Regions from separate parts of the Mus musculus genome. Here region 2 is linked to region 1. A link is a loop called in an ENCODE intact Hi-C map of the cell type or tissue named here. Cell type or tissue: heart. All regions are shown on one strand. Each heading gives the region's core, and the rest is flanking DNA. Links, peaks and the distances in the headings are about the cores only. Region 1 overlaps Palld (palladin, cytoskeletal associated protein). Region 2 overlaps Palld (palladin, cytoskeletal associated protein).

Region 1 (16,136 bases), core at 3,689-11,688:
CTTTGATGACACTAGCCTGTGTCAAGTTGACACAAAAACATTCCCGTACAATGTCAAAATGGGGTGTGCCAAGCTAGATTCATTCTATAACACAAACTGAATCAATGACAAAGCTTAATTAATACAAAGTTAAAAGCACTGAATGTTCTTCTAGGGGTCCTGAGTTCAATTCCCAGCACCCACATGGCAGTTCACAGTATAATGGGATCCAATGCCCTCTTCCTGTGTGCAGATGAACGTGCAGTCAAAGCACCCATATATATTAAATACATAAGTCTTAAAAAAGACAAAGCACAGAATTGATATTATTTGGTTAAATGTAAAGAAATATGACAGGACAAACTTCACAAGTTTCTACTGATAAGGTCTTTTAACAAGCCAAACTCATCCTCCAGAAGACAAGGGACATGGGAAGCTTATGCTCAGAGTGGATGCAGTTGCAAAAATGCAAGTGAGAAAGTTCTGGAAGGATTAGCTGTGCAGTGGTGAACGAGAACAGCATACTGTGTATTTAAAACTTAAGAAAGCATATTTTCTGTCATAAACTTTTCTTTTCTTTTTTGTTCCAGCAAAGAAGATTAAAAGAGCAGAGTAATGAATGTTTCTTATGTATGTATCCATTGAAATGCCAAGTTAGGCAAAGATTTGAGATATTCCCAAAATATAAAGAAATTCATGTAACAAGATGTCGCTTGGGTAGTGTCCATCTTTGTTGAAGAATGAGAACACATGAGCTATAGTTCTAGCAAGAGGGAAGAAGATAGATTAAAGGCTCCAACAGCCTGACTAATGAGAGGGTCTAAGATACTAAGAAAGACTTCTGAGAGAAAGCCTGCAACCCCATCCAACGTACAGAGCCTAGACATTCCGAATCCACCCATCTATTTGCTGAGTGTGTTAAGGAGTGCACTGCTTAATATTCTATTGCTGCAGGTGTGAGATAACAATCCAGGATTTCTAGCCGCAAGTTACCTGGTATTTTTAAGGGGATGGGATTTGTTGATGTGGAAACAAGAACTCGAATTAGAAATTCGCCAGATGGCTCCCAAAGCCAAAGTTTACAGGCCTAATGCCCACCTGCCACAAGGGTGTGTCCACATGCCAGGAGGGTGTGCCTAGTCTTCCATTTCTGTTTCCTTCAAAGTCAGTGCAGGAAGTGGGTAGATTTATGAGAAAATTCCAGTTTACTGAATGTAAATATCTCTTTAAATATAAGGTGGAATTAGGAAACGAATTAAATTTTGGGGGGCAATTCAAAAATTAGAACACTTTGACGTTTATATTTTTCAGACTTCTGGAGGGATCAAAATGCAGATTGACTATGTAATATCTTTTCAGTCTGATCAGATATTAGATATTATATAATTACTCTATTACCATAAGGCAAAGTATTTTTGTTCCCCTCATTTGGTTCTTAGTAGCATTATAGTCCTTCCAACTCAATCTATAATGATGAAGCTAAATGAGGTTTTCTGAATTATCTTCCTTTTTTTCCTTTTTAAGACTTCTGCATATTTAAAAATTGTGAATTTATATTTTGGGTACATCTGAGCGCTCACTGCTTGGGAGCTGTGAGCAGAAGGATCAGGAGTTCAAAGCTAGTCTCGAGCTTTTCAACCTTAACACAGATTAGATGAGACCTGGTCTCAAAAACAAAATCAATCAGTCAAACAAAGAAGCCTCCCCAGATCAGCCCCACCACTTCATTTTCCACCTCAGGAAAAGAAAAATAGGTTTTGGATAGATGGCACACATACATGATAAAAAATTTATACAAATACACAGTATAGAACTTAAGAGGTACAAATGGGTGTTTATCTTTCTACCTCTTAAATAATTGTGTTGAAACTTTCATGAGGTTTTACCTTAAATTTAAGACAGAGTCTTAAACGTACACATTTTAGCTTATATCTGTACATTTTCGCTTATGACAGGACATATAGAAACATAGTAAAGGGATAATTATTTTGATACACAGACTATTTTCACTATGTGCAAAAAGTACAGTAACCTCACAAGAACTCAATGATAGTTATTTCAATGAGAAGATGGCTTGAGTTCTTCAGTCAATAATGAAATGATGGCCTCATGAGAATTCCATGAGTCAAACAATGAAAAATATATGCTATTGAAAAATCACAACCTGAGTTTTTAAAATTTTTTTCCCAATGATATGAAAACATCTTTTGGGACAATATAGCATAATAACACAGAATTGTGTTGCAGAAGCAGGCTTGAGGGTGGCAACATTGGCTCTCATCTCACTCCTGAGGCTGGCAAGCATCCTTTGAGAAACCCTGCAAGGTCTCATCAGTAAGTCACGGGAGTTATGGTTTTGTTTTTGTCTTTTACATTTTATGATCAAAACAGTTCTTTAAAAGACAAACTTGGAATACCCAGTGTGAATGCAGGCATAAATGGACAGCATGCTGCAGAGCTTTCTCTAGTTCTTAATGCTTACCTAAGAGGATAGCAAAGAACATAGACAGGCAAGTACTCAGCAAATTAATAACAAAACTAATGTAATAACAGATCAAAAAGTCAATCATCTTCCCACACCCCATCTCCATTAATTGATAAATAAAAATTGTATACATGTAAAATTAAAAAAAAAAAAGAGGATAGCAAAGCTCTCCGAGTTAAATGTTAGCAGGATTTTGCTTCTGGTTGCTGTAGCACTAACAATAGCAAAAGGCAAAAGATGCTCAGAATTTAAACTTGGGCTCCACACTAATTCCACAACACATTTCAACAATGTGTGTCTTTAACATCACCTTACAGGAGCAGGCAGCTGGGCAGGAATAGGCAGCCCCACCTTCCTGTCTCTGCAATAGAAAACATCCCCTATCTCAAGCTGCACTGTGGGAACATGGCAAACACTATGAATGAAGAGTGCCAAGCTATGACTGTAATTTACATTTAAGCCATTTTTGCATTTCAAAATTGGCTAATCTACTTACAGAGGAGAAGAAAAATCTAGAGGCTAGGAAAATAAATTTGGCTCTTGATAGATGCCCAGGATCTTCATCATTATTTAAATGGAGTAAGTTGAAAACTAGAATGCCTGAGCCCTTGATTAGACTGATGATTCTCTGTTGTTGTTGAGGGATTTTATTTAGGAGGCTGGCTGCAGAGGATCCTTTGCTTTTGAATGTTGATTCCTCTATGGCAGTGGTTCCCAGGCCTGTCTGAGAGGAATCACCTGCAGTGATTGCTAAGTTTGCTGATTTCTCAGTCCTTTTCTTCACTCACCCAGAGTCTGACTAAGCAGGTCTGGGATAGAGCCAAGATTTTTTTTTAAGTATGCTTTTTGTCTTTAGAAACGTTCTAACAAGTGAATTTCAAAACATTTATTAGAATGAACAGGAGATACAGTTTATGTCCAACCTGCACATACAAACTACACACACACACACACACAGAGATATATGTGTGTGTATGTATATATACACATATACTCATGCACTCATATGTATAAGCAAGAGCACACAGACATAGTGGCGACAAATGTCACAGAAAACATGAAACTTAGTGTTAAAATTTTGATTATAGGGCTGGAGAGATGGCTCAGTGGTTAAGAGCACTGGCTGTTCTTCTAGAGGTTCTGAGTTCAATTCTCAGAAACCACATGGTGGCTCATAACCATCTATCTATAATGGAATCTGATGCCCTCTTCTGTTGTCTGAAGACATCAACAGTGTACAGTAGATAGATAGATAGATAGATAGATAGATAGATAGATAGATAGATAGATAGAAAGAAAGATAGATAGATAGATAGATAGATAGATAGATAGATAGATCTTTTAAAAAATGGTAGTTGCAAAGGAAGGTTGGAGATTTAACTCCATGGTAGAACACTTGCCCAGCAGGAACAAGTGTCTGGCTTTGATCCCTCCCACACCCTGCCCCGTATGGAAAAATAAAAAATGGCCACCACTTTGATGACTCATTTTGAACCACCATTGGAACAGCAGTCAAAAAGCTATGTCTCCTGAGGCTGGCAAGATGGCTGAGGGTAGAGGTGGCAGGTGCAAGCCTGATGGTACACATTCAGTCCTTGGAGGCCAATTGGAGGGAAGAGAAAACCAACTCTTCAAGTGTTCTCTGAGGTCCACAGGTGTGGCCTCACTGCCCCAAATAAGTCATGAAATGTGAACATAGTAAATCAGTACTGTTCCATAGCCCTGAGCCCGGCTCCCAGGTTACTGGGAGCCGGGCTCAGGGAATGTTCGAGAATATTAGGGAAGGGCTTGAGATGTGGGTTTCAAAGACACTGACACATTTAAAGGACATACTTATTTGATTACGAATGTTCACTGAATAGAAGGAAAAGGACAGAAGGACAGCAGCCTGGGAGGTCACCTTGTAAGTTCTGACAGTGTTGTGCAGTCCTGGCTTTCCAGTTGAAGTGGGTAGAGAGTGTGGTAACAAGTCAAGCTGGAGCCTCCACATCTGCATGATTAGTCACTGTGCATGGGAGAGACAACAGGAATGGCACAAGAGACCTGCAGGGGTTGTTTGTCTTTGTTTTTAATGGAATACATGCAGCTACAGATGAGTTAAATGTGGACATAAGAGGAGGAGAGTAAATAAAAGCTAGAATATTTGCTCTCTAAAAGGTGTTAGACAGACGGGTCCAAAGCTCTCGTTCCTTCATGTCTGATCTCAAGAATATGGCTAATTAGTCTCTCAGCTTAACTTCTCCAAGCAGGCTCCTGGGCTGGCACCAGGTGCTGCTCACTGCTGGAGGACAAAGCCTCTACAGTTGGCCTGTTGGTTTTCCACATTAACCACATAGGGAGCGTGGTGCAAAGGGAGGTAATGAAAGATTTAAGTCTGGAAACAAGAGTTTCTCCATGCTTAAGAGTCTAATTAGCGTTGCTCCCAATATCCTGAGAGACAATGGTTCTCAAATGCACAAGGAGATACCTTGGCTCAGTTATGCTGGCATCACAGGGAATAAACAGTGTTGTGGGGTTTTTTGTTTGTTTGTTTGTTTGTTTGTTTGTTTTTAAATTTCCTGGAAAACATCCTCAGGCAGTGGCTGCCTCTGGGTTATAGGCTTCCAGCAGCATTGAGTGTGTGTGTGTGTGTGTGTGTGTGTGTGTGTGTGTGCATGTGAGTGTGCAGAAAGGGACATCAGGTCTCCAGCTCTGTCCCCACCCTCTGCCTGGTTCCCTTGAGACAGAGTTTCTTGGAGCTAACTTGGCAGTTTGTTCAGTGAATACAGATTCTGTCTGCCCATCACAGGGCTTGCGATATAGCTGTGTGCTCAGCCCAATAGCTAAGGAAGAAGAAAGCTCTTTGGTTTCCCGGTCCTTGAGTTATTTGAATATAAAGGCAAGAGCTGGGATGTGGCAGACAAAATCCTGCTTCTGCCAGGGTGGTCATGGCCTTTTGAGCTTTTGCCTTTGAGCATTCAGCTTCTGCAGCAGTTTCTGAGGCTGCCTTCCTTTTATCCATAAGATCTATCCTAATACCCATTTCCCCTCTTCCTTTAAAAAGTTAGACTTGCTCTGAGCTTCCTCTAACCGTGATGTGAGGACCTGTTACCAACTAAAATGGAACAGTTGACTGAGTAATCACTTTATTAGTTTCTTTGGTTTTGTTCAGGGCTCATGTTCCCAGCCCTTAATACATGGCATCCTCGTCAGACTTGATTTTTTAAATAAATGCATGGGTAAATTTAGATGGCAGAGAGAATTTTTGCCATTTTTGTAACTCCAATCCAATCAAACAGGACTTATTTTATATGAATTTTCAGGAATATTGTGTAAAAAAAAGATATGCATATGGTTGTGACTGAGTAAATATCTGAAAAAGATAGGATGTGCCGAACAAAACTAAACAAAAATCACAGAGCTGTTATTTTGTGACACGGCAATAATTGTAATGCCAAGTACCCAAGGTTGCTTTCTTTGCTTCTCTTGAAAGTGTTCCCCACTTGGATAACAGGTTCGTGTGTGGAGGCTTGCAAGGCTTGGACATCATTAACTATAAAGCAAGCCACAAGGAAATGAGGTGCACCAGGATGTAATGTGGAATTTCCATCTGATGGCATCTTACTTGAACAAAGTCCCCTATGACATCTGTAAAAGAAATTCTGGTAAGAACTGAATTCAGAAAATGTCCGGGAATGTGTGTAAATAAAGGCAGTTAGAGGCTTGCTGGTCTGTACCAAAGAACCATCTCCAATACAAATAGAAAAGGCTAAGGTTATGAATAACTTTAATTGTGATTCATTTTTGACCTAACTTCTCTAAATTTGATTTCCTGGGGTTGTGATTTGAGGACATCTAATAAATTACTAAGCCAGACATTATTTTAATGGTAATAAATACTTGTCAGAGTTAGCCTAAAACTTAATTGCAGCAGAAGGCAGTCCTGGATCTCAAGTTCCAGGATGCATTTAATACTCGGTAAAATACAGACAAAACCCAAATTTGCAGAAACGCACACCATGAAGCAGCAGCAAAGGTGAGATCATTTGGACCCCGAGATTCTCAGAATCACCATTTCATACACCTCTCCCTTTGCAGCCTTTTATATGTTTATGGCTTGGCAAAAACAACTATTAAAAAAAAAAAAAAAAAAACAAAACCTCTGGCTAAACTCAATAAAGAGGAACTCCAGTGTGCTTCAGTGGAGTGTCGGCATCAATACACTCTAAGGATCATCAAAGATGATCAGTTCTACCCACACAGACAGAAGGATACTTAAAATGTGCAGGGTAGGGAGTGTTAATGAAATGAACCCCTGTGCATTTGTGAACTGGAAGAAGTAAAGCAATACTAGCATGTTAGAAATGGCTTCATGTCCTCCCCAATTTAATCCTCCTTCCCTTGAGATAAAGGTTCCTTTGATGATCTATGTACAAATCCTTTAAAAACTAGGTAGTAAACATGTCTATATCTATATATGTGTTATTTAAAAAATTGTACAGTGAGTCCAACTTTGTCACTTTTTGTTAAAACCTCTGGACACCTAACAGTTGCTGTTGATGGAGTCGGCACCAGGAAATTTCATGTTCCTAAATTCAACATGACCAAACCCCAGGTCTCAGGACCAGGGCAACATGGACCATGTCTGTGGGGGACATGAGTGTCTTCTGAGATCATGTGTCAGTCCATGGATGAGAGCTCAGGACAGGGAAACAGGAAAAACTGGCACTGTCACCCAGCCATTCTGTCATCAGGGCAAAAGACAGGAAGGAGCTGGGAGTGAAGCCTGTGGTGCAGCCAGCCTCAGTGGGCTGTCACCCTGCAGTCTGGTGTGTCTGTGTGGGGGAGGGGCTGCCCTCCTTCCTGGTGCACAGCTGGCATTCTCTTCCAGGTTCCCTTCGATCCCTGCTTCCTGTTCTCCACATCTGCATCTTGCTCCTCCTGGTTCAGCTCCCTGGTTGTGGTTGAGAACACCCTCCTTTGGGGATTGTGGCAGAACACTTCTGAGGCTTTGCCAAGTCTGGGAATAGTTGTTGTTTTTTTTTTTTTTTTTTTACTAGATCTTCACACAGATCTGGAGACCTGGGTAGAATTCCAACTTTGAGGTAATTTTGCATTTCAAGCTTTTGCTTCATGGTCTCTTAGCATCTAATGTGGCTGCTGAGAAGGCCCGAGGCTTGCTGAGTTCCCTGGGAACATGGTCACTCAGCGCTCTCCTTATCAGGGATCTTCTGAACTCCACAGAGATGTGCAGAGCTCTGAATTCATTCCACCCACATCTTGTACTCTTGGTGTGGATTTTCAATCCAGAAACAAAGGGCTCTAAATTTGGTGAATCTGTTTCTGTCTACTCATGTGTGTGTGTGTGTGTGTGTATGCATGTGTGCACATGTTCTTGCTTGCTTGTGCATGTTGGGGTGAGAAGTGTTTTGATAGAATATCTTCCTCAGTTGCTCTCTCATTTTTTGAGATGGGGTCTTTCATTGAATCTACTGATCCCTGACTGGCTAGACTGGCTGGCTAATACACCTAAGGGATTTGCCTAGTTCCAGTACTAGTTTTGGGCTTACAGACAAGCCCAGCAGTTGGGTGGATGCTGGGGAGTCTGAAGTAAAGGGCTCAGGCTTGCTCAGAAAGTGCTTTACTGAATGAGCTATCTCTGCAGCAACAAGGGAAGTTTTTGAATCATTTCTTTGACAATGCCTTCCTCCTCTGTCTTTCCTCCCTCCTGCTGGAATCACAGTTATATATTATGTCTCTTATTCTGTCTCTGCATTTTCTACTTTTCTACCCTGTTCTGTTAGACTTTGTATGTGTATGTGTACGTGTGTGTGTGTGTGTGTGTGTGTGTGTGTACTCTGTAGCCCATTTCCTCAACTTTTGTGTCTGCTACCTTTTCTTTCATTTCAAAACCTTATTTTCAAAAAGGCAGGTTGAGATACAATCACTGCCTTAATATATTAGCATTTTTTTACAGTTATCTAAGCCAACAGATAAGCCAACTAGCTCCATGAAATTAGGTCATTATTCCCATAGAACTTCATAACTTACATCGGAACAAATTAAATACTGCTAGGAAATCACACAGGCATTAAAGGAAAAATTACTCCTTTATCCTTAAATAACCACAGTTGCATTTGAATGGGTGTGAGCATTAGCTGGGGGCTATACAACCCTTTGCAGTCAGACTGGATATTGCAAAGCTCATTTCCAGACAGATTTTCAGAAATCCTGGTTGTTTGTCACATGCTTACCAAATTCTCAGTTGTACAAAAACAATGTGTTGTCACATAGAACAAAAGGATGTTGACCCAATGTTTAAAATTATGAATATTTTTAGCTAGTTGTTACATTCTATCTGTCAGACATTAAGTGTCAAGGTGTTTATGTCAAAAATGTCAGACCTTTGACATACCCCTGATGGTGTGGAGAGACACCTTGCATATCCTGTCATATAAGGGAGGGTGTCGCTCCTGTATGGGAGACACAGGTTGTATACAGGCTGGTTTTCTCTTACACAACTACTATTTTAACCCAAGATGTAATCTTAACTGTGTGCAACTGACTGGCTTCAGTAAGCATCTACATAGTTTCCCATTCACAGCTCAGTCCTTAGGACAGCCAACCACTGGACTTTCCCTCATACTCTGAAGCACACAGTCAACACACAGACAAAGGTCTAGGATTACACTGCTACGTAGAGAGAGATCTTGAAAAAGGAGATAACAAGTCTTATTTTATTTTGTTTTGTTTTTTTCCAAGACAGTGTTTCTCTTTTGGAACTCACTCTGTAGATGAGGCTGACCTCAAACTCACAGAGATCCACCTGCCTCTGCTTCCTGAGTGCTGTGCTTTTCTTGCAGAGGGCTGGGGTTCAGTATCTAACACTGAGGCAGCTCACAACAGCCTGTAACTACATCTCCAGGAGACCTTATGGTCTCTTTTAGACTCCTGAGGCACCAACACACATGTGTATTTATGTATGTACGTATATAGACACACATACATGTAAATAAATCTTTTAAAAGAAAGTGGATACATTGTGTGCGCGTGTGACACACAGAGAGAGAGAGACAGAGAGAGAGAGACCCACTTTTTTGTGGCTTTCATTTCACATGCCATTAGACCATTAGGCAATGCTATAGAAGCGACTCAAGACCGTCTGTGGCTGTTCCCAGACAGCTGAGTAACGGCTGGAGTATTAACATCTGTGAATGAGTCTTCATCCTCTTACCCCAGATTAGTCTTTGAAGGATCCAATCAGGGTAAAGCTAGAATGTCAAAAAAAAAAAAAAAAAAAAAAAAAAAAAAGGCAGCCTGGCAGGTAACATGATGAACCAATGCTGGTCTTAAGAAAGCTGACTCGCTTTTAATTCACAAACCAGGCTGAGAAGATTTGTGATGAAGCTGACTCCTGTCTAGACAGAGAGGGGAGTGCAAAACACATTAGACAGACACAGCACAGTAGTGACAAGAAAAACCTGTTCCAGTTGCTCAAATGCACAGGGCAAGGAATCAGCTTGTTCCTCCTTTAGCTCAATGTGTAATCCTAATGGACCCATATCTACATCCCAGGGAATTCCAGCTTTATTTTTAGAGCCTTAAAGTGCCTTCCTTACCCATGAATAATAAAGGCAGTGAGAAAGAAACTGGGTAAGAAGGATGAGGGAGTTGGTGGAGAAAGGGGAAAGGAAGGGTGTAGGACAGAGAGAGACAGAGACAAGAGATCAGGAAAGAACAACCATATCAGAGGAAGGGAAGGGAGAGTCATAAAAATCTCTTTAAATATTGTCCTGGATTTCAAAGGCTGTTTGTGTTTTAGCATTTGGAAAACATCATGGGCTGAGCCTATAAAATTTATCTCTTGCCTCAGATGTTCCGTAGCCATGTGTGTTTTTCTCTTTCTACTTAACAGTGGTTAAGATATAGATATCAGAGAAGGCAGCCCCTACATTCATCCTCTGTAGATGAGTATACTGGTGACTGGCTCGATCTAGTAATCAATCAGGCTATTTAAGAAGATAAGTCGTTTAAACAAACACACACACACACACACACACACACACACACACAGACACATACACACATACTCCCATGATATGTAAAGATGCATCTCTGAGTTGGTTAGTATGGGCATGTGTACATGTGTGCATGTCTGTAGAAAATAGAGGTTGACATTGGGTGTCTTTCTTTGATTTCTTTCCACACTATTTGTCTTTCTGCCTGTCTTTCTGTCTGTGTATGTATGTATCTATGTATCATTTATTTACATTTTTAAAGATTGATTTACCTTCATTTTATATGTACCATAGAATAAAAATGTAAGTGCACTATGTGTATGCACTGATACTTTAAAATAAGCGCACCATGTGTATGGAATGCTGGTGGAGGCCAGAAGAGGGCACTGTAACTGCTGGGAACAGACGTTACAAATGGATATGAGCCATTGTGTGATAGGCAGGAGACAAAGCAGGCTTTTCTGCAAAAACAGCAATTGTTCTTAACCTTCACTTGTTTTGAAATAGGCTCTCTCACAACACAACACAACACAACACAACACAACACAACACAACACAAGGGAAACATTTGGAAGTTAAAAAAAAAACCCTCACACTTCATTTTGTTAGGTATGTTCAACTTTGCTTAAATACAAATATGTCTTAAAATAGACTTTTTTGTTTTGATTTTTTAATTTATACTCTGTCCAACTCATAAAAGCAGTCATGTGACTAGTCACATTTATGGGGTTTTTGTTGTTCTTGTTTAAAAAGCTATGATCATGAGTTTTTATTTAATACTGCATAACAAGTGTAGAGTTCCCAAAGTGGAATGTATTAGTGTTTCACTGGGACAATGAAAGGAATGTTTCCAGTTGTTGTGGTAAATATGATGGTGGCGAACGTCTCAGAGACCAGGGGAAGTTTGTCTTCTTTTTAATAGTTCCCAGCTACATCTTTTTCTTACATTGACAAATTTTCTCAAAATATTTCTCTGCCAAGGTACACTTGCTTTTAGCAGATGCTGTTATTATGGTTGGGATGGGGGATTCTCTTGTCTTAAAATACTTTCAGATATAATTAAAGGGAGGAGAAAAATGAGGAATTCGGCAAACATGATAAGGAAAATCTTGTGTGCACTGTCAAGCCGTTGAGCTGAAGATGAGCGCCTTGCATGTCCTTAGCCTTCAGCTAGGACACCACGGTACCACCACACTCATCCAAGAGACATTCAAGCAAGTTCTACAGGACTGGAGCATCCAGAACAAATTTTATTAAGTAACTCATGATTGAACTTTTATTTGTTAAAGCAAAACAAGCTGTAACTGGAGTACTAAGACTGTCTATGGGAGGGGTCGTGAGGGAATGGGGCAGCGGTGGGAGTTGTTTCCATTAGCTTTTTTCATCTGAACTTACTTGTTGGCAGAATAACCTGACTGTTTTCTTTTCCTTTTTGGTGTGTGTGTGTGTGTGTGTGTGTGTGTGTGTGTGTGTATGTATATGTGTGTGTGTGTATGCATCTGTGTGATCTGTGTGTTTGTTAGTATGGGCATGTGCATGTCTGTAGAAAGTAGAGGTTGACATTGGATATCTTTCCTTGATTACTATTATTTGATTATTTATTTATTTATTTATTTATTTATTTATTTATTTTTAAAATTATTTACCTTCATTTTACATGTATCAGGGTTTGGCTTGCACCTAAGTGCACCATGTGTGTGAAATGACTGTGGAGGCCAGCAGAGGGCACTGTAACTACTGGAACAGAAGTTACAAATGGCTATGAGCTGCTATGTGAGCCAAACCAGTGTCTTCAGCAAGGACACCGAGTGCTTTTAGCCCTTGCATCCTTACCTACTCCTGCTACCCTTAGGTTTTTTTGAAACAGACTCTCTCACCAAATCTCATGGACTTGGCTGGGCTAATTGAGCAGTGGAGTTTAGGAATCCATCTTTTTCTGCCCTGCCCAGCCCATCAATGAGTGACAGTCACCATGCTGGCCTTTACTTTTTATATGCATTGTGTGACACACAGACGTTCCATACACTGGGGACCTAGCAAGTTTACACAAAGACATATCACAAGTAAAACACAAAGCGGTCTCTTTCCACATCGTGGAAAGTGACAGCAGTTTTTGAAGTGGTAGCCCCCACACTGAATGGGGTGGCATGCTCTAGTTGTAACTCAGAACCACTAGGTCAATTCCAGTCCTTCCCGAAGGATGTTAAGAATCAACCTTTCAACTTCCAGTTCTAAATGAAGAACACTCTGCTCTTAACGACCTGATACTCAGATGTGACAGGCTCAGGGGCAGGACAGTATCATGCCCTGTTATAGCTAACTGGGAACCTTAAAATTCTCAGGCAAGGGTCAGGGCAGGGCCATAGCTCCCAAGGCACGTTTGGCAGGATCCGCTTGCCGCCGCAGCAGAAGCATGAACAGCAGAACAGCAGAAACAGGAAAACGACATGTTTTTCTAACCTCTGTGAAGAAATAGTGGACTGTGTCTTTGCTGATGGGAAAAATACAAAAGAAAACAATCTTGGGGGTGGGGTGGGGGTGCACACTATGAGATACCTGGACACACAGTTTTTTTGGTCCGTGGGGACTCATAAATATACAAGAGGTCAAAGGCAGAGGAGAAGTCAGCCCCCACACTCTTGGATAACAGAGCACTTGGGTGAGGTCAGATGACCTGGTAATGAAGAGAGCTCCCAGGACACGCTGACTTTCTTCAAGCTTATGGAACAGTAAAAGTTTATGGCTTCAGCAGTAGACAGCAATGCCTCAAGGCTCACTCTGTCATTCCACTAAAGCCCTCAGTCAGGCACATTCTAAGCTATGCTGTCTTCTTTAAAAAAAAAAATCAGTTATTTTATTTATTTATATCCCAAATGCTACCCCCTCCTAGTTTCCCCCCTCAAAGAGTTCTTCCATCTCCCTTCTCCCTCTCTTTCACCTCTGAGAGGGTGCCCCCTCAAGTGTCCCCCCCACCCTGGAGTATCAAGTCTCTACAGGATTAGGTGCTCTCAAAGACTGGGTGACCAACCAAAGAGCCATGGAGTCTTACAGTGTGTTTTGGTCAGCAAAAGCCTAGCCTGCCGCAAATTTCTCTGTTCTACTGGATCGTCAGAAAGTTTTCCTTTTGGATCACGAGTCTGAGAATAAAACACTGTATTTGAAAAAGCCGTCTGTCGCCAAGCCCAATGCGCTTGTCTGAGCAGCATGGTTTACTAATAAAGACGAGGAAGGTTGCAGTGCACAGACCCTGTGATAAAGAAGACATTGTTTTCAAGATGGTTTTGTGTTTCTGAGGAACTGCAAATACATCATTTAGTGTGGTGTGTGGCTTTCGAATAGAGACAAAGACTCCCTGAAAACCAAAAGATACATTACCCCCCAATAGCAGAAAACTCTTACCGGGTTCAGCTGTCGATCTGGGTTCTGTTTATGTGAGAAAGGGAAAAGAAGGGGGGATAGCATTAGAACAGGGCCTCAGCGACAACTAACCCCTTTGCTCCCGCTGCTTTGCTTAGGCTACATGTGCAGAAATGTCACGGACCACCTCTGTATAGGAAGGCAGCAGCCACTCAGCTTTTATTTCCATGCGTACAGAAACACTGTGCACTGGGAAGTGTGACCCAGTGCAGTTCCTGACAACTTGGGAACCTCTTAAAATGATTTGTCCAACGATGTGAGTAGGTGGGACTTTTTCATTCTAAAGAAAAGGCCTACGGATCTCATCCACTTCAAAGGAGTGCCTGTGGTTTGTTGGTTGGTTTGTTTTATTCTTCCATAAAAATGAGGTAGACCAATTCTTTTGTGTATTTCACAAGTAGCATTTTGGAAGAGGTTGTGGGGCAAATTTCAGCATTAAGGGCTAACCCTATGAATATCTTGAACCAAAAAGAACATGTACTCTGGCCCTTTTAATGCAGGGAGAGTCCTACCATTTAACAAACAATGCAGGAGAAGTTTGAGGGCATGGCTGAAAGAAATCAGTATTTTACTTAGGCATTTCAGCTGAGAAGCTTCCTAGCACCACATGACCACACTATTGTTACCAAGAATCTGTACAGAAGGCTGAACTAGGGAGATGGCACACACATTGGCGTTTGATCTGTAGAGGAGCAACCACAGAAGGTCTTTTGATCTCACATTTACAAGGAGATGTGAGGAAGGGGAGGGGACAGAGAGGTGTTGCGTTACATTCATTTATTCCCTGCGCATTTTGGACTATCTAGTCTCATTCCACATTGAGAATACAAAACAGCTCATGTAAGTCCTTTTTAGTTCTCTTGAAATCAGAGAAAACCCAACCAAAACTTGGGACAACGGACACCTCTCCTTACTTTTCTGGAGAATTCTGAAGTCCGGAGAGTCTTGGATCTCACTTCCTTGCCGGAACCACTGGACCTGCAGCGGGGGTGCCCCTCGGACTCTGCATTCCAGCACCACCACCTGGCCCTCGGAGGCTGCTGTGTTCTGTAGTTCCTGAAATTCAAGAAGCAAGTGACCCTCTCAGACTTCACGCCTCCTTAAATCACCTCACAATAGGGAAGAAAGATGCCAAACCTTAGACAAAACCCCAGAGGAACAAAACATCCACAAAGGGGTTATCAGAAAAGAATCGCTGCAGTCTCAGGCAGGGGTGAATTCCTTTAAATCCATTGGTCACCAGCTTTTCACAATCTCTGGGTCATGAGATCAGACAGGTTTACCATAAGGCCTGTGGCACCTTTGGGGCTGTTTACAGATTTGTACGGCCCCTTTCTTGTTTGTGGGATTTGATGGTAACAGCTGCCGCTTTCCTTTATCTACATTTAGAAGCAAGCTGGCGGAATGCAAGGCTTCCAAACAATTATATTCCAAATGACTACAGATACTCAGGGAAGCCAGATTAGGAGAAAAGACTCATTTGTTTTGGCAGGCTCCCACCCTTTCACGTGCTCCCTGTCACCCCTGCCTTACCAGCTTCCTACATCAGGTTCACGAAGCTAAGAGATTTGGCATTTTTTCATTTCAAGATTCTGAGTTGAATAATACAACCCGCTGCAGGGCTGCAGGGCTGCAGGGCTGCACTTTTTCCTTATTGACCTTGGCTTCCGCCTCTCTTACTAACTTGTCTTTACCCAACTCCAACTGCAGGCTAATACATTTTTATGATGCAGAAGATAAGTTAATTTAACTTTATGGATGCAAAGGGGTGAAGTTTTTGTACTTGTTATTAAATGCCAGAATGCTAACAATTTCCTTACATATGTCCTCTCCCTACCTTCCCCCGTTGAGATTAACTAGTGATAGGAGCTATTCACTCATTCAGACTCTTTAATAATTTGACCAGACTTAGGCTTCCTAGATTTACATACCCTATAAGGTGTGTCAGTCCTTTGAAATAATTAAGTACGATTTAAAAAAACAAAAACAAAACCAAAAAAACCCTTACCTATAAACAAGCTAATGGACAGACTTCAACAGGAAGTGTGTGGACTTTGGGCAGTTTTGTTTTGTTTTGTTTTGTGTTTTAAGGGTCTGGGGGAGTAACAGTGAGTCACAAATCTTACAGCAAACGGGAAAAAGTAAAAGTAGTATGTGATTTAGCAAATGTTCCTTGCGTAGGGTGTGTGCTAAAGCACTGTGCATAGTCTAAAAGCCTATAGTATTTTCCTATCAATTATTAAAGTAGAAGAATGATG
Region 2 (16,136 bases), core at 4,030-12,029, 66 kb before region 1:
CAGGACATGAGATCAAAACAAAACTCCGATTGCAGCTTGAAACATTGATCCTATCTTTGGCTTTTTCTCTTTCTTTCTCTCTTTCTCTCTTTCTTTCTCTCTCTCTTTCTCTCTTTCTTTCTTTCTTTCTTTCTTTCTTTCTTTCTTTCTTTCTCTCTCTCTTTTTCTCTTTTTCTCTTTTTCTCTTTCTTTCCTTCCTTCCTTCCTTCCTTTCTTTCTTTCTTTCTTTCTTTCTTTCTTTCTTTCTTTCTTTCTTTCTTTCTTTCTTTCTTTTAAATATATTTTTCCTTGCGAGCTAAGCCAAAGGCTTGACTTTAAACACACAAACAGGCAATTCTAGCTATATTCCTGTCATTTATTCCAAGCCACCCTTTCAGAACAGGACTGGGAGAAGAGTTTGGCAACGCAGGTCTGGTTCTCACAAACACAGCCTCACAAGGTGAAGGCTCCGTTGCCTAGGAAGCTGACCCAAAGTAATGTCCACGTGAATGGATAATCTCCCTTACTAGGAATCAAACAACTTTCTGGGGCGGGATGATGACCAAGAAGGGGTGAGTAGATTTGTTTACACTGTTAAATGATAGTCTTTTTTTTTTTTTTTTTCCTTTTCCGGTTTTTTGAGACAGGATTTCTCTGTGTAGCCCTGGTTGTCCTGGAACTCACTCTGTAGATCAGGCTGGCCTCTGCCTCCCAAGTGCTGGGATTAAAGGCATGTGCCACTACTGCCTGGCCTAGACAAACATTTTAAACTAAGAAATATATTTTAAAATCACAATACACACACACTTATGTCTTTTAGAATTAAAAACTTTTATAAAGAGATAACTGTTTTGATAAAAAACATTCTCGAAATTTCTGCTTCTTTCTTTCTTTTTTTCTTTCTTTCCTTTTTTGTTTGTTTGTTTGTTTGTTTGTTTGTTTCACATAGCAAATGTCATTTGAAGGCCAGGTGTGGTGGTGCATATACGTGCCTGTTCTCCTAGCATCTGGGACGCTAAAGCAGGAGGAAAAGAAGTTCAAAGCCAGTCTAGGCTACCTAGTGAGTTTAAGGCTAGCCTTGGCTACAGAGCAAGACACTGTCACAAATTTTCTTTTCTTTTGAAAACTTTAAAGGTGATTTTCAACAAGTTATATAAAAAAATTGCAATAGACTATACTTCAACTGATGATAGTACTGTATATAGTTGGGTACTGTGGGAACAGACTAAATGTATCCTTTAAAAAAAAAAAAATCCAGGCGTTGAAATCATGAGTCACAATGAGATGTTTTAAGGAGATGTTACCTTCAATCTATTCCTATGGACCAGGGTAGACAGGTCATGAGGTTTCCATGAGCAGAGAGTAAGGGGTCATGGACTTCTGTGAACAGGAAACAGGCCCTTACCTGTCACTGAAGTTGGTACCTTAATGTTAAATTTTGTAATCTCTGTAACTATGAGAAATAAGTTTCTATTATTTATAAGCTATTTGATTGGTGGTAGTTTTTTATAGCATGTTGAATGGTTTACAGAAAACAGTGCTAGGCCAACTCACGACTAAGAGTAATGGTAGCTCACATGTCTGGGCCCACACTAGTTACCATTTGTTCACATTTCTTAGAGGATATTAGGCTATTGTCCCTCTAGCCTCAGTCTGGATGATCGGCATTAAATACCTCACACTGAGAAGGAAAGCCCTAAATCACCAGACTGAGAGTAAAAGATGGGCTTGTAGCCGGTCCAGACAGAAAACCAGTCTGCTCTCCTGGCCTCAGGCTAATGAAAGAGTGCAGCGGAGGCAGCTGAGGGGCTGTGTGCTGGATATCCGCCCTGGAGGGGAGGGAGGTCACTCTGACTTCACCTGCACTTAAGCGAGAAGGGATCTGAGGCTCTGGAACTGAAGACTGCATGGGAAGGGGTGTCCCCTCAATCCACATGGCACTGGAAGGGGGCCTGCCAGCACCAGTGTAAGGCAGGTAAGGAACCCTAAGTGAGAATGCAGACCAGAGGAGAAAAGCTAGGAACAGGGGCTTGCTGCTAAAAGGAGGGGGCGGGGAGCAGGGTGGAGTGGAGGGCGGAGAAAAGGCCAAGCCTGCTCCTCCAGTCCACAAATGTCCCAGCCAGGTCCTAGCTTTCCTGGGATACAGGATGGGTAGGGTGGGGGAAGGTCTTATACAGGACTACACGGAGTTTAGATTACTGTACAGGACAGACTTTTAATTACTATAATGATCAGTTTCAGATGGGAAAGGCTCTCTCTTTGTGCTTCCGCAAAGTGATGGGATTGGCTGGAATTTCACCCAGCACAGGGAGAGAAGAGAGACCACAAGGCAGGAGTCTGCTGCAGGAGGAGGAAAGATGACGTTTGCACGGGACTGTGGATTCTCCGGGCTCTCCATAGTCAATGGTTACTGAACACATTACACATCTAATCCTTCCAAGGGCTCCATGATGTCATCGCTTTGCTATTTGCTTTCTACAGATGAGGAGACTGGTGCTCACAGGACAGTTAGGTCATCTCCAGGCTAAGTTTCACACACCATGGCAGGGGGAGCCAAGGTTGAAACCTAGGCAGTCTCCTGTGGGGTGTAAGGAACACAAAGGCAAAGCTAAAACCCCAACCAGGAGTTAAAATACTGGCTTCCAGATTTTATACATCTGTTTTTTATTTATGATATATGCACATATAAGACATGCAGGTATACTTACTTATAAATCATATACGTATATAATGTAAAGATATGCCCTCAATATAAGCTTTAGGTTTGGAATCCAAACACACTTTAGGGCTGTACAGAGACAGATTCTTGAGGTAGAATTCTGCGATTGTGTTCTACTTTAGAATTTGCTGGGGCTTGAGAGAGATGGCTTAGTAGTTAAGAGCACTGACTGCTCTTCCAGAGGACCCGGATTCAATTTCCAGAAACCACACAACAGTTTACAACAGTCTGTAACTTCAGTTCTGGGGATCCGACAGCCCCCCACAGATATGCATGTAGGCAAATAGCAACGCACATCAAATTAAAAGTAAACAATCATTTAGAATCTGTCACTACAGTCCCAGGAAACCAGGACGAACCTCTCTTCGGTCTGGACTACTTTTGGCAGAGCTGATGACTAAACTCCAGGTCTTACCCATGCCAGGCAAGCGCTCTACCGCGGAGCCACATCCCCAGCTGTCTGGGATAGTTTTGTGGAAAGGTTTAAAAGGGTCAAGTTGAAACTAAGGTTTGTGGAGAGTAAGGTTCTATTGCTGAAGGCAACACTTACACAGCTCTCTCACGGAATACAGAGACGTCGAACAGGTTCCTCACTAGAGCCTCCACCCCTCCTAACTAGCATTCATGTTACCTCAAGTTACTTTGAAAACTACTGAAGAAGAAAGGTAAAGACCAATCCAGCTACAAACACTGTGATCTGTAAATAGTGACCCGCCTATAGGACGTGGTGGTGTACTGGTGCCACAGGCTTTGTAGGAGTGATCAACCACTCTCTGATTAGATTTAAGGCTCACGTCACAAGATGGAACTCATGTCTGGCATTGTTCATATATCAAAGAACCTGAGACAAGATATACTATGGGCTTAGGGAAAAACTGAGTCCTGTTGTTCTGCTAAAGGAACATAACGATGAAATGACTCCAAGGAACAGTGTCCTGCAGACACAACAGGACTGGTGTACACATGAACTCACAGAGATTGTAGCAGCAGGCCCAGGGCCTGCCCAGGTTCAAGCCAGACAAGTAAGTCCCAGTACTAAGAGGGGACAGTGAACATGAGCTCCCAGGCTCCTAGATGTTTCCCCAAGGAAGAAGCAGCTCAGTGGAATTGCCTGGACCTTTGGAAAACTCCAGGGACTCCAGTTCTTAGGCTTCTGCTCAAATGAGAATTAGAATGGAGTCATTTGCACCTCCTGTCTATGGAAATGAGCAATTCTTCTTGTTAAAAAAATTCACTGAGCTTTTTGGCGTCACATGGGATGGCCACAAAACCCTGTGCAAGTTGCGGACCTGACAAGAATGTGGGATTAGTTACAGTTTTAACAGCTCGGCATTTGCTGAACATGTTCAAAGTCAAGTTAACAGGGCTTTTTGTTGTTCTTGCAATCCTCGAGTGTCATTTACAGCCATTTAAAATTAATATTTAACCAAACTTATATAAACACACGTGAGTGTGTAAATGTAATGACTTGGCCTTTTGATGCCCGCTTTCAGGAGCAGGTGCTAACACGTGCTAGAATTCTCCAGATCTTACTTCCTAGAGAGCATGGAACAGGGGGACAGAAGATAGTTAAAAAAAAAAAAAAGATCTCTGAGAACTCTCGAGGGAGGGGAGATGTTGGGTCTGTGTGGCCCAGTGTGGCAGCCTTTTAGCCACATCTGACACTTGAGTAGAGTAACTGAAGAACTGGGGGTGGGGGTGGGGGTGGGGGGGAAAGGAAGGAGGAGGGAGAGAAGATATATGTCTGGATATGGATGTGGTACATGTGGATGCCAGAGACTAATATTGAGACATCTTCCTAATTCCTTCTCCATCGTAGTTTTTTGAGACAGAGTCTCTCCCTGAGTTGGAGTTTGCCATTTCAGGCCACTGTCTGACCAACAAGCCCTTGGGATCTGTCTCCACGCCCTACCACTGGGGCTACAGGCCTCTATCTCAGGCTATTCCGTGGTTGCTGGGGATCCAAAGTTCAGCCTCCACGCTTGCACATAAGCAGTTTACCAACCGAGCCACTTTCCCAGCCTCTGAACTTTTTGTTCAATTTAAATTCAAATGGCCACATATAAGACATAGACTGAAAGATCCTTTTTTTTTAAAAAAAAAAAAAACAATTTAGTACTATTTTTTTATCTTGAAAAATATTACATTTAAAAAGAACTTCAATATTATCCAAAGTTGTGCTCACTATTAAGCAAGACTGTAAAGCGTATCTCCTGACCCTTTGTACCCACCAGGAATGCACAAGCAGTAAAGTTAGACAATGAAAACTCTCTTGCGGTTTAATCCCAGGATTCCTTCCATGCACATGACTTATTGTAGGCTATTAATAAATGACAGATAAATCATTTATGAATGAAGTGATAGATAAGTTGTTTAAACCTCTGATTGAAAAGGAAAAGGAAAAGAAAATTCGGTAAGGTTAAAACATTCCTCTGAAATTGAGGGGAGGGAGGGGAGGAGGAGGAGAGACAGACTGAGAGACAGCAACAGAGACAGAGAGACAGACAGAGACACAGAGATGAGAATTGTGTGCCCCATGCTAAGCGGTCTCATCTTCTTTCAAAATGGTTCATGATCCACGCATAGTAGATCAGTGTGTGTGTGTGTGTGTGGGGGGGTGCCTGGCAGTGAAGAACGTTAATTAGCATGCTGGACTGATGACCAGTATGTGTGGAAGCTGAATGCAGTTGCCCCTGGTATTCAGGGAAGATTGGCTCAATAGCTCCTCAACAGAAGACAAAATTATGTGATGTGCAAGAGCGCTCTCTGAGTGCCATAGTTTTTGTATATAAGCTATGCATATTCCCTAGCCTTCCATGTGTGTGGTGGGGAATAGTAGAAGGGCGTGTTTGCATCCCACTCCACAGGTACCACGGTGTATATGGAGGTCACAGGATAACGTGTGGAAGTCAGTTCTCTCCTTCTACCATTTAGGTCCTGTCTTAGTCAGGGTTTCTATTCCTGCACAAACATCACGACCAAGGAGCAAGTTGGGGAAGAAAAGGTTTATTCAGCTTGCATTTCCACATTGCTGTTCATCATTTAAGGAAGTCAGGACTGGAACTCAAGTAGGTCAGGAAGCAGGAGTGGATGCAGAGGCCTTGGAGGGATGTTTCTTACTGGCTTGCTTCTCCTGGCTTGCTCAGCTGTTTTCTTATAGAACCCAAGACTACCAGCCCAGGGATGGCACCACCCACAAGGAGCCCTCCCCGCTTGATCACTAATTGAGAAAATGCCCCACAACTGGATCTCTTGGAGGTATTTTCCCAAATGAAGCTCCTTTCTCTGTGATAACTCCAGCCTGTGTCAAGTTGACACATAAAACCAGCCAGCACAGGTCCCACCCAGGGATTGAACTCAGGTAATCAGGTTTGGCTCCAAGCACCCTTACAGGCTGAGCCATGTCCCAAGCCCCTAGTATGATTCAGAACATCTTTATGGTAGAAACACTAATGAAACATGTCATGTAAATAGTAGCTGCCCTGTATTGTTTGGGGGAATAATGGCAGGGTAAAAACATACCCATGCAATTCCTATCCAAGCCTTTCTGGTCTGTGCTTGGCTGAATCTGCACATGTGGGACCCCAGGATACAGGATACAAAGGACACCCTGGGAAAGCTTCTCGGGTGTTAACCGTTCTACTACCCAGGAATGTCCCCACCTGGCTTTAGGACTTTTAAAGCTGTAGATTGAATCAAAGGTTTTCCTCCTCTAGGAACCCCTCAATTATCTTTTCTGCTTTAGGACAAATAAGCATTTCTATATAATAACTGTTAAACTGTGAGAGCCGACTTCTAGTGACCTTCCAAAGGTGAGTTAACAGCTACAGATGTTAACTTGATCACAGATGATCACTGCCTGAAGAGAATAGGGCTATGATTCTATTATTTATTCATCTAGTCTTTTTTCTTGTTGTACTGAGTATGCATATGTCTGAGTGTGATATAGTAAATTATTCTAAAATGAAGACTGGGTAGTACTTCATAGTACATTCTGTGATGTTTAAATGTGGATGTCTGTGAGCACGTTACTCTTCTGGTATGTGTGTTTTGCATTAGTCTATCATTTTTTACTGGGCCTTGGTATTTCGTTTCTTATAGTACTTTTCTCCCTCTATTCATGTCTCCTTGTGGCTTTCTGAAGCTACTTGAACAACTTGTCCTCTCCCAATCGGTCATGTGATGCTCTGTAAATCCCTAGAAGATCCTTCAGAACCACTGGGGTAAACCCCAGCTGCCTGCTAGGCTGCCATCTTCCTTTGAGATGATGGGACATTAGGTTGGAAACTGAAGTTATTTACTATGTCGTTTGGCCCAGATTAGCAGCTGTCAGATCTTCTAATCCAGCGATAGAATCTAGGAGGGAAGTGATTTCATCCCTGAAGCATATACAGAAACTTCAAGATGACTTGGAGAATGTCTGAAGACTTACATCTTCCCAGAATGTCGGGGCCCTCTAGCCAAAGAGCAACTGTTCAAAATTTTCACCATTCTCGGAGTTACTTATTTTGGTTTAATTCTGAAAGCCCTTGAGTTCATCAGCATGCAAAAGGAATTTTCTTTGGATGTCATGACTCACACTCGGGTTTGCAGAGAAGATAAGTGTTGGGTGATGCACACAGTGTTCTGGCCAGGGACTTAACTTGACAGCAGCAAGGAAGCAGGAGCTGTGGTTGACTGTAGGGCTGGGAGCAAAGAGCAAAGCCCCTTAGCCTGCACACACACACACACACACACACACACACACACACACACACACACACACACAGAGCTAACATCTGAACACCTACAGGACTCTCCTTGTTAAGATGGAGTCCCACTGGTTAGCTGATTGATTCTCCAGTCTGCTAACTAATTCCATGCTAACAGCCTAAATTAAAAGTTAATGAAACACAGCCAGGGCCCCATTATATGTCACATGTAATGGCCTTTCATTACAAAAAAACCTGGGGCTTCATCAAAAGGGAAATGTCTGGGAGATCACTCTGGGTTGGAAGGCACCCACAGCCAGAATATCCCTGAGCTCAGTGTGCCTGCCTGCCAAGTCTCAGGGCAGCTGCTTCACAGAGTCAGGAAAAGAAATCCCCACAGGTATCCTGTGAGCAGACTGACCAGAGCTCACAAAGCAGTATTGTTTGTGGCCCAGCAGGGTCTGCTTGGGATGAGAAAAGTCTGTTGGAGTAGACTACTATGCACTTAACAGCTTCACACTCTCTAGGAATCTGCTAGGAAACTCACATTTGACATGCACTTCCAAGGGAGAAGGAGCTGGGGAAACCCAGGGTCTCCCTGTCACCTCCCAGGGGTCACCACTTGGCTTAAAGGCAGGTGCAAAGAAATCCAGACTCTCAGGCCTGGCTCGCCTTTGAAGAGTCTTTGCCTCCACACTTTGGTGGTTGCTTGTGAATTGATGGTCTCCAAGTCTCTCTCACATTGTAAACCAAGCTCCTGATGCCTTCACAGGCCCCGGGAGTTTCTTCCAGTACCTGTAACACCATGTGCAAGCACTGTCCTGAGTTGGCCTATGAGCCAGCATTGCTGTAGACTTCTGGGTAGTTTGTGCTAGAACCCGAGTCACCCTTTACAGTCCTGACTTACCAGTGACTCATTAGGACCAGGGGATGGCTATAGGTGTTCACTGTATGTGTTCTTCGAGTCCCTAGAGACAAGCTTACATAACTGTCAATACAAACACACACACACACACACACACACACACACACACACACACACACACACACACACACACAGAGTGCAGGAGAGAAATGTGACTCCTTTTAGGGGATGGTAATATTATTTTAACATTTAAACAGAGCTCATTTTGAACAATTATAGTGCAAATTCATTACTTGCTCTTTAAAAACCACATTCACATAGGCATATACATATTTAAATATGTAACCTAACTCCAGAAAGTGGACAATTCCTACAGGTTACTATTGGGTCTATCCACAGCAACATTTTCCCAATGACTGTCTACAGGAGGGAGAAAACATGAGGTAAGAGATAATGCTGGATAATTTTGTGTGTGGGGGGGGGCGGGGGGGGGAAATACAGACTCAAAGACTACAAAAGGGAAGCTAGATTGAGTAATGTAAAAAATTAATTGGTAAAATATTTATTTTGTTTTTGATGTTTCATGAGGCTGAGACCAAGCCAGACAGATGTGGATTTTTGGATTTATCACTGCAGTCAGCACACCCTGCACCTCCTCCCAATGGCACAGGCGGGATCAGGAGGAACAGTTTTTAAATTGCTTTGACCCTACAGCAAGGAGAAAATGATAATGAACACTAATGAAACTATATGAAAACCATTCGGTGGTTGTTAAGTCAAGTAAAAGAGGCTTCACAAAACTTATACTAAAAGCAGAGTAAAGAACTGTAAAGAAAAAACACCAAGACTGAGCGAGGAACAAAGCTGCAGAGAGCTAGACAGTCTACTCGAAGAACCGTGCAGGGAACCATTTTGAAGCCACACCGCTGATTGTGAATATTAAAGAAACTTCTACATGACTGTATGTGCTGCTGCAAAGAGAAAGAAAATACAAGAATATGGCACAGTTGCTTATACACGGTGCATTACATGGCTAATAATCACAAAATAGAATGCGCGTTTGCGGCTACTCCTGAGTAAGGTGTTCGGGAATAAGGGCATGTATAAGTAAAACAGATGTTTAAATGGAACTTCCACATATAGGTTTTAAAAGGAGATGCTATTTCCCTGTCAAATTGTATTTCTCTTCAGTATGTTTATATTGAAAAGTCTGAAATTAATGGCTCCTAAGGAATAAAGTGATGATTTTATGTGCTTTGTGATAAAGTTTATAATATAGAAAAAATTAAAAAGTGTGTGTGTGTATGTGTGTTAAGGGAGTCTTTTGTTTTGGATTACTATGACAAGAACATTTTTAGCCCAAAAGGTAATTTGGGGTGCTGATAGTATGAACCAGCCACAGTGGAACCCACGATCCACAGAAGTTTATGAAGAGAAGACAGTCTAATGTTTGATGCTTAAGTTTAGAAAAATTCACATGATCACCATTACTTTATGCTAGCTTCTTTCACAGCTATCTCCCTGGTGCCAATAAAGTGAATGATTGAAAGCTGAATGTTATATTTTTAAAGTGTTGAGAGGAGGACCAGTGAAGCCAGTCTACTTGCTTAGGTTCTGATGTCTTTAACAAGTCACGTGGGCGTGGACGTATGTCGCACAGCCTTTCTGAACTCAGTTTCTCATCTGTAAGATGTAGATAATGCTATCTTCTTGACAGTGAGTAAGGAATAAATGATCTTCTATTTTGAGTTACTTAAAATAGTGCTTCACTGCTAGGCAAAAATCGTCATATAAGTATTTATTGTGTGTATCTACCATGTGCTAGCACCAGAAATCCAAACATCACCAAAGATAGCTCAGCCTTGAGGGAAAGCAACAACGTAAACCATAGCTGTGAGCCATGGCACGTCACCCAAGCAAAGACAGACACATCAACGTTGACCTTGATGTTTTACGTCCCAGAGGTAGGCCAACTACATTGAACATGCTAACTTGATAGTGAAAGACTGAAGGCTTTCTGCTCACAAGGCAAGGGTGCCTTTAACAGCGATGTGCAATATTTTCTGGTGGGTCCTGACTACTGTAAATACAACAATAAAAATGACAGCAAAGGTCTAGTTTGGGTGGAAGGAATCAAGACTGTATTTGTAACTCATGCCATCGTCTATGCAGAAAGCCCAGTGGTGCAGTGGAGTTTAGCAAGGTTTCTGATAACAGAATCGATATGCATTTGGATTGCTTAATATTTTATACACAAGGCAGGATGCAATCAGAAGCTGGCATTTACTTATTTTTCCTTTTGAGAGAGGACAACGTTGCCCTGGTCTAGGGTGCCCTTGATCTCCTGCTTCAGCCTTCTCCCCATCCTGAGTGCTGGGTCTACAGATATGTGGAGAATTGCACAACAATAGATTCAACAAAGTGTCAATTCACATCCCACTGGGCTTTCTGCTAGAAGCTGCTAAGCCAATCCTAAAACACAATGTACAGATGTGAGAAAAGATCCACAGAAGCCAAAGCAACCTTGAAAGAGAGCAAAGGTCAACATCTCGAATTGCTTACTTTAATTTACACTATAAAGCCACAGTGATCAAAACTGTAGAGTATTGACATAAAACCAGATACAGAGACTAATGGAAAAGAGGACACAGAGGGCAGAGCTCAGGCATATATGACAACCAATTTTGACAGCTACAATTTAATGGAGAAATGAGTCTTTAAAAGCAACAGTGCTGTAACAACCTGGCCGTGTGTATGTGTGTGTGTGTGTGTGTGTGTGTGTGTTTGTGTGTGTGTGTGTGCATTCAAGAACATCAATCAATATCTCACACCATGAACAAACATTCACTGAAAATAGACTCAATATCTAAACAGTAAGAGATCACAGGAAGAAACTGGGGATGGGGTGTGTCTTAGTCAGGGTTTCTATTCCTGCACAAACATCATGACCAAGAATCAAGTTGGGGAGGAAAGGGTTTATTCAGCTTACATTTCCACACTGTTGTTCATCACTAAAGGAAGTCAGGACTGGAACTCAAGCAGGGCAAGGAGCAGGAGCTGATACAGAGGCTGTGGAGGGATGTTCTTTACTGGCTTGCCTCCCCTGGCCTGCTCAGCCTGCTCTCTTATAGAACCAAGACTACCAGCCCAGAGATGGCACCACCCACAAGGGGACCTCCCCCCTTGATCACTAATTGAGAAAATGCCTTACAGCTGTATCTCATGGAGGCATTTCCTCAACTGAAGCTCCTTTCTCTGTGATAACTCCCGCTGTGTCAAGTTGACACAAAACCAGCCAGTACAAGGGTGGAAACATCTCTGTAAGTATCAATTAAGAAAGAATTTCTCAAGGGGCAGAGAGATAGCTCAGCAGTTAATAGTACTGACTCCTTTTCCAGAGGACCTGGGTTTAGTTCCCAGCATCCACACTGATTTATAGCCATCTGTACCTTCAGTTTCAGGTTTCAAAACTGCACTGTTTCTGATGAAAGTAAATGAAAACCTACAGATTCTGAGAAAATGTTTGCACAGCACCTGCCTGATAAAGGACTCACACCCCATGTCTATAAGTAACTTAATAAGAACTTCTCAGTAGGAAGAAGACAAACAAGCTGGTCAAAAACCAGGCAAGAGATAGATACCAACAGCAGATTGCTAGGGGAGATGCACAGAGGGCAAAGGCACACAGAGAAAATGTTTATCTCACAGGAGTCATGGAAGCACAAGTTCAAACTAAATCCTTTTACTCCCCTACTGAAATGACCCTCACATTAAGAAAATCTGATGATATCAATGATGATTTTGACAGAGAAAATCTGGAAATATCATTCAATGATAGTAAAAAAAAAAAAGTGGAGTGATACAACTATTGTAGAGAAAGTTTCTTTTTAAAGTCACACATGGCATGATTCTGTGGAATCACCTAGGCAGTCCACACTGGCTTTTGTTTGTTTGTTTGTTTGTTTGTTTGTTTTCCCCTAGAGAAAAGCCTAAGTCAATCAAGTGGCTTTACATGTAACGATAAGACAAAATTTAAATTGACAGAAATTTTAATAATGGCTGAGTATATAAAACAAAGTATAATTTGGAAATAAGTAATATGAATAAAAGTAAGTTAAATTAGACTGAGGGGTTGGAGAGATGGCTCAGTCATAAAGCTTATGAGAGCCATAAGAACTGAGCTCTGATCTCACGTAAAAGGTAAGTGTGATATTGTAAATCTTTAGCTTTAGTGCCAGGGAGGCAGAGACAGGCAGGTCTGGGTGCTTTCTAGCTAGCTGGACCAGCCAGTAGTGTGCTCCTGCTTCAGTGACAGGCTCTGTCTCAAAAAATAAGGAATCCAGGGATAGAGTCAATCAATACTGACCTCTGGCATCTTTATATATGCACGTGAATGCGTTTCTGAATAAAATTAAATGAGCATGCACACACACCTCAAGATCAAGTCTTAAGGTAGTGATGCCAAATGAGCGGAGCAGGGAGGAGAGCACGCACTTTTGTGCTTCCCTTTCTACGTGTCTCTAGAACATGCGAGAACACACAGCAGTAGGACATGGAAGGCTTTTGGGAGAGGGGGGAGGATTGCAGAGAGAGGATCAAATGTTGAAGATGATGCATACACTTGCTGCTCTGACTGATGAGGTTTGTCAAGGGTGTCTCCTTACTGCAGACGTTATCAGGCTGTACAGATCAAATACGTGCTGTGGGTTGCACGTCACTAGGCCCTTTGAAACTACAAAAACTACCTGCAGTTGAAACACTGCACAGGGGTCTGAAGATTTGGCCCAGAGGCCAAGCACCTTCCATAGCAGGAAGCCCTGCAAGGCCATGAGGTGAATCCACAGCATGAGGAGAAACCTCAACAAGCCTGAGAAGGCTGGAAGTAAGATTAATGCGAACAATGGTAACTCTGAGTGTCACAAGACTGGGTTCAAAGGGCTTCTGGGGCATGGGTCAAAGTTCTCTTTCTTGAGCTGGGTGGTGCTCTAGGGTCATTGTGTTATATTCCCTCATTAGATGTGAATATGTATGAATTCATTATATAGTTTTCTGGCTTGTTTCATGTGGTTTAAGGTTTACTATTAAAATAAAGGATTTTTTTTAATTAAAAAAAGAAAGAAAAGAAAACAATGGCTTGAGGGGGGGGGCACATTTAAAAAAATGTGACTCAGCTTGTGATAGGCACGTTTCCAACTCTTATTCTCAGAGCTATACAATGCCAAGGAAAGGGAAATTGAAATGATATGCAGTTAAATTGAAAATGAAGTTTAATAAATAGAGTCCTGAAATGTCCGGAGCATTTAAGGAACACTTCCTAAATGTGAGAAGGGAAGTGGACTAAATACTATCTCAAGTTGGGTGTGTACCTGTGACCTTTCAGACAGAGTGGGAGAGCAGCCAGGGAGGTGGGCAGCGGAGGCAGGATCGGGGCTTGGGAGATGGCACTGAAGCCAAGGAACAGACGTTAAAGAGAAAAGCAAAGGTTAATCCCAGGCAAGCTCAAGTGGTCTTGGTGTATGAAGATGAAATCTGGGGTCAGCACAAAAGCCTGGCTTACGGCATGGCGTCTGGAACTGACTCCAGTCATTTGTTGGTGGGCTCCCCCTCACTATTCCCATGATGGGAGGTGCTGTGAGATTTAAGTGAGGCAATACCCACCGGACACTAAATATTCTGTCAGACAGTTAATGAACACACATAATTATTGTTGACATTTCAAACCTATAGACTTCAAATCTTACTTGACTCTCTTAATGGTCAAATAAAGAAACAGCTTTTAAAAGTCTTCTTGTCCTTCTAGTTTGCATTGAGATACCTAGCTGGAAATCTTCCCAAGAAGTTCATTTTCAGATTTATTTATTTATTTATTTATTTATTTTGATTTTTGGAGATAGGGTTTTTCTATCTAGCCTTGGCTGTCCTGGAACTCACTCTGTAAACCAGGCTGGCCTCGAACTCAAAAATCTGCCTGCCTCTGCCTCCCAAGTGCTGGGATTAAAGGCGTGGGCCACCACTGTCCTGCGAGGGCAGTATCAGTTTTGAGCTTCCCTGCTGTGAAGACTTAAGTGGATAAGGGTGGGCTCGGATATTCAGAGCAAATGCTGCTCTGAAGTCAGTCACTGAAAGGTGCCACTTTCCAGTTCTCAGACTCCAAACAATCTTGGTTTCGTTTGTTACCACTATTTAAAAAAAAAAAATCTTTTTGCACTGTAAACTCCTGGGAGAGTATCGCAGGCAGAAAGATACACCAGCACGGAGACATTCAGAACTGATGAGCTCTAGAATGACGTAAACTGTTGACAGACTCCACGCAGGGGTCCACACAAGAGCAGCTGACTCCTTCCACCTTTCTTCGCCTGCCTTCCCTCACTCCCAACCTTCCTTAGTTGTATTTTTCCTATTACATATGGCACCCTTTGTTGTGTGTGTGTCGTTCATAAGACAGACTCCAAAGTCTTGTGTAAGTCTTCTATTACTGAACTACACTCCAATACACTTACTGGTCCTTTTCTTATCCACTGTATTTGTTGAGCACAAATTCTAGGCACGAAGCCCTAGAAATACAGGTAGATGGGATATACTTGTCCACTTTCACTCTGCAGGGATGTCAGTCATGTTCTCACAACCAGAGTATATATATATATAATGCAGAGTACACAGTGTGAGCTGTACATTTTATTAGTATTACACATAGGCTGTATACACTATTTCCACACAACAGCTTCCCACTTAGAAGCATCCATTGTTGCAGGATCACATGGTGAGCTGTGAGATTATGTTATTTATCTTAAAAACCAAACACACCAATCAAACAAAACACCAGCTTCTAGTTGTAGTGTGACTCAGTTTTTAGCAAATTATCTGTATTCCCTCTGGTTGGAATACAGACAAATGAACCCTTACTAAACACCATTAATCTCCAACAATGAAGGCAAAGTTAGTTTGCAGAAGGAAAAAGCCATGTTTGAATATGATGTCTAATTGAGTGGCAGACAAAGTGACAAATAAGAGAAATATTTGATAGAATAGGATACAGCCAACTCTCACGAGAAGAGAGAGGAAAGTTACTTTAAGGCCAGTGCAGAGAGAGGATGTAGTTACACTGGGATAGTTTTATAGAGATCGGTTACAGAGAGAACAAGATAGATATAGAGGAAGACAGAATGAATCAGAGAATGAGAAGGAGCCAGAAGATTAGAACACATTGCCAGAGTTAATTTGAGGCCAAGGGGAGAAACTCAGGAGGAGCTGAGAAAAGCCAGATTAAATCAGTCATCTTGAAGAGAAGTTTGAGCCAGAAGAGCTGAGTTGAACCAGCCAGCCAGAGTTAGGTAAAGTTGGTTTTATATAACTAGAAAGGGTGCGCTTACTCAGAAGTAAGTCTCAGAGGCTGAAAACATTCGCCACCTAGATGAGATTGTTTGGTGGCTAGAAGCTTCCGGGACAAGGCCTAGGCTAGCAGACTAAGCCGTAAACCTTGGAGACAAAAATTACAAAAGGAGAATAAAAGTTACTTTTACAGTCTATAGATAGACAACATCATTGCTCAACCACAAACTCAGTGTGATGTGCTGACAATTGAATCCTGGGCACCATCAGCTGTTTTGAGGAAGGTTGGCTATTGTTGGCACCATTTTATAAAGTGAGAGACTTGAAAATACATGCCAGTGGCACACAACTAGGATCAGAGAGATGGCTCAGTGAATGAACTACTTGCTGTGCTTGTCTGGAGTCTGGAGTTCATATCTCCAGAGTCCAGGTGAAAACCTGGATGGGCGTGTGACTTGTCTGTAATCCCAGTACTCAGTAGGCAGAGACATGGATCCTGTTTGGCAAGCTGGCTAGCTAGTAAGCTTGAAGAGTGAGTTCTGGGTTCAGTGAC

Evidence for each region. Hi-C counts contacts between places; a loop is a spot of excess contacts. Peaks named below come from ENCODE experiments on the same cell type or tissue, not always from the same donor. Only the 100,000 strongest peaks of a DNase experiment are listed, where the experiment ranks them.
Region 2: a loop joins it to region 1, with 2.1 times the contacts of the local background. A loop is called at or near these places in 2 of 42 quality-filtered maps.

What each region holds. Positions count from the first base shown.
Region 1 is chr8:61,688,310-61,704,445 of GRCm38, forward strand. Palld (palladin, cytoskeletal associated protein) reads right to left here. Exons shown (of 22, transcript NM_001293772.2): 7 at 14,793-14,934; 8 at 13,861-13,884. Gm51576 (a long non-coding RNA gene) reads left to right here. Exons shown (of 3, transcript XR_003947554.1): 3 at 570-4,131. Among named protein-coding and RNA genes, the nearest start is that of Gm51576, 11 kb to the left of the region's middle. In heart, for the core only: a CTCF peak has its summit at 10,829 (motif pointing right); a DNase peak (open chromatin) is centred at 7,312.
Region 2 is chr8:61,621,822-61,637,957 of GRCm38, forward strand. The region is part of intron 10 of Palld (palladin, cytoskeletal associated protein); the gene reads right to left. Gm35254 (a long non-coding RNA gene) reads left to right here. Exons shown (of 2, transcript XR_001778560.2): 1 at 1-8,697; 2 at 8,843-9,504. Among named protein-coding and RNA genes, the nearest start is that of Gm35254, 9.4 kb to the left of the region's middle. In heart, for the core only: no CTCF peak of the experiment used is centred there; a DNase peak (open chromatin) is centred at 7,300.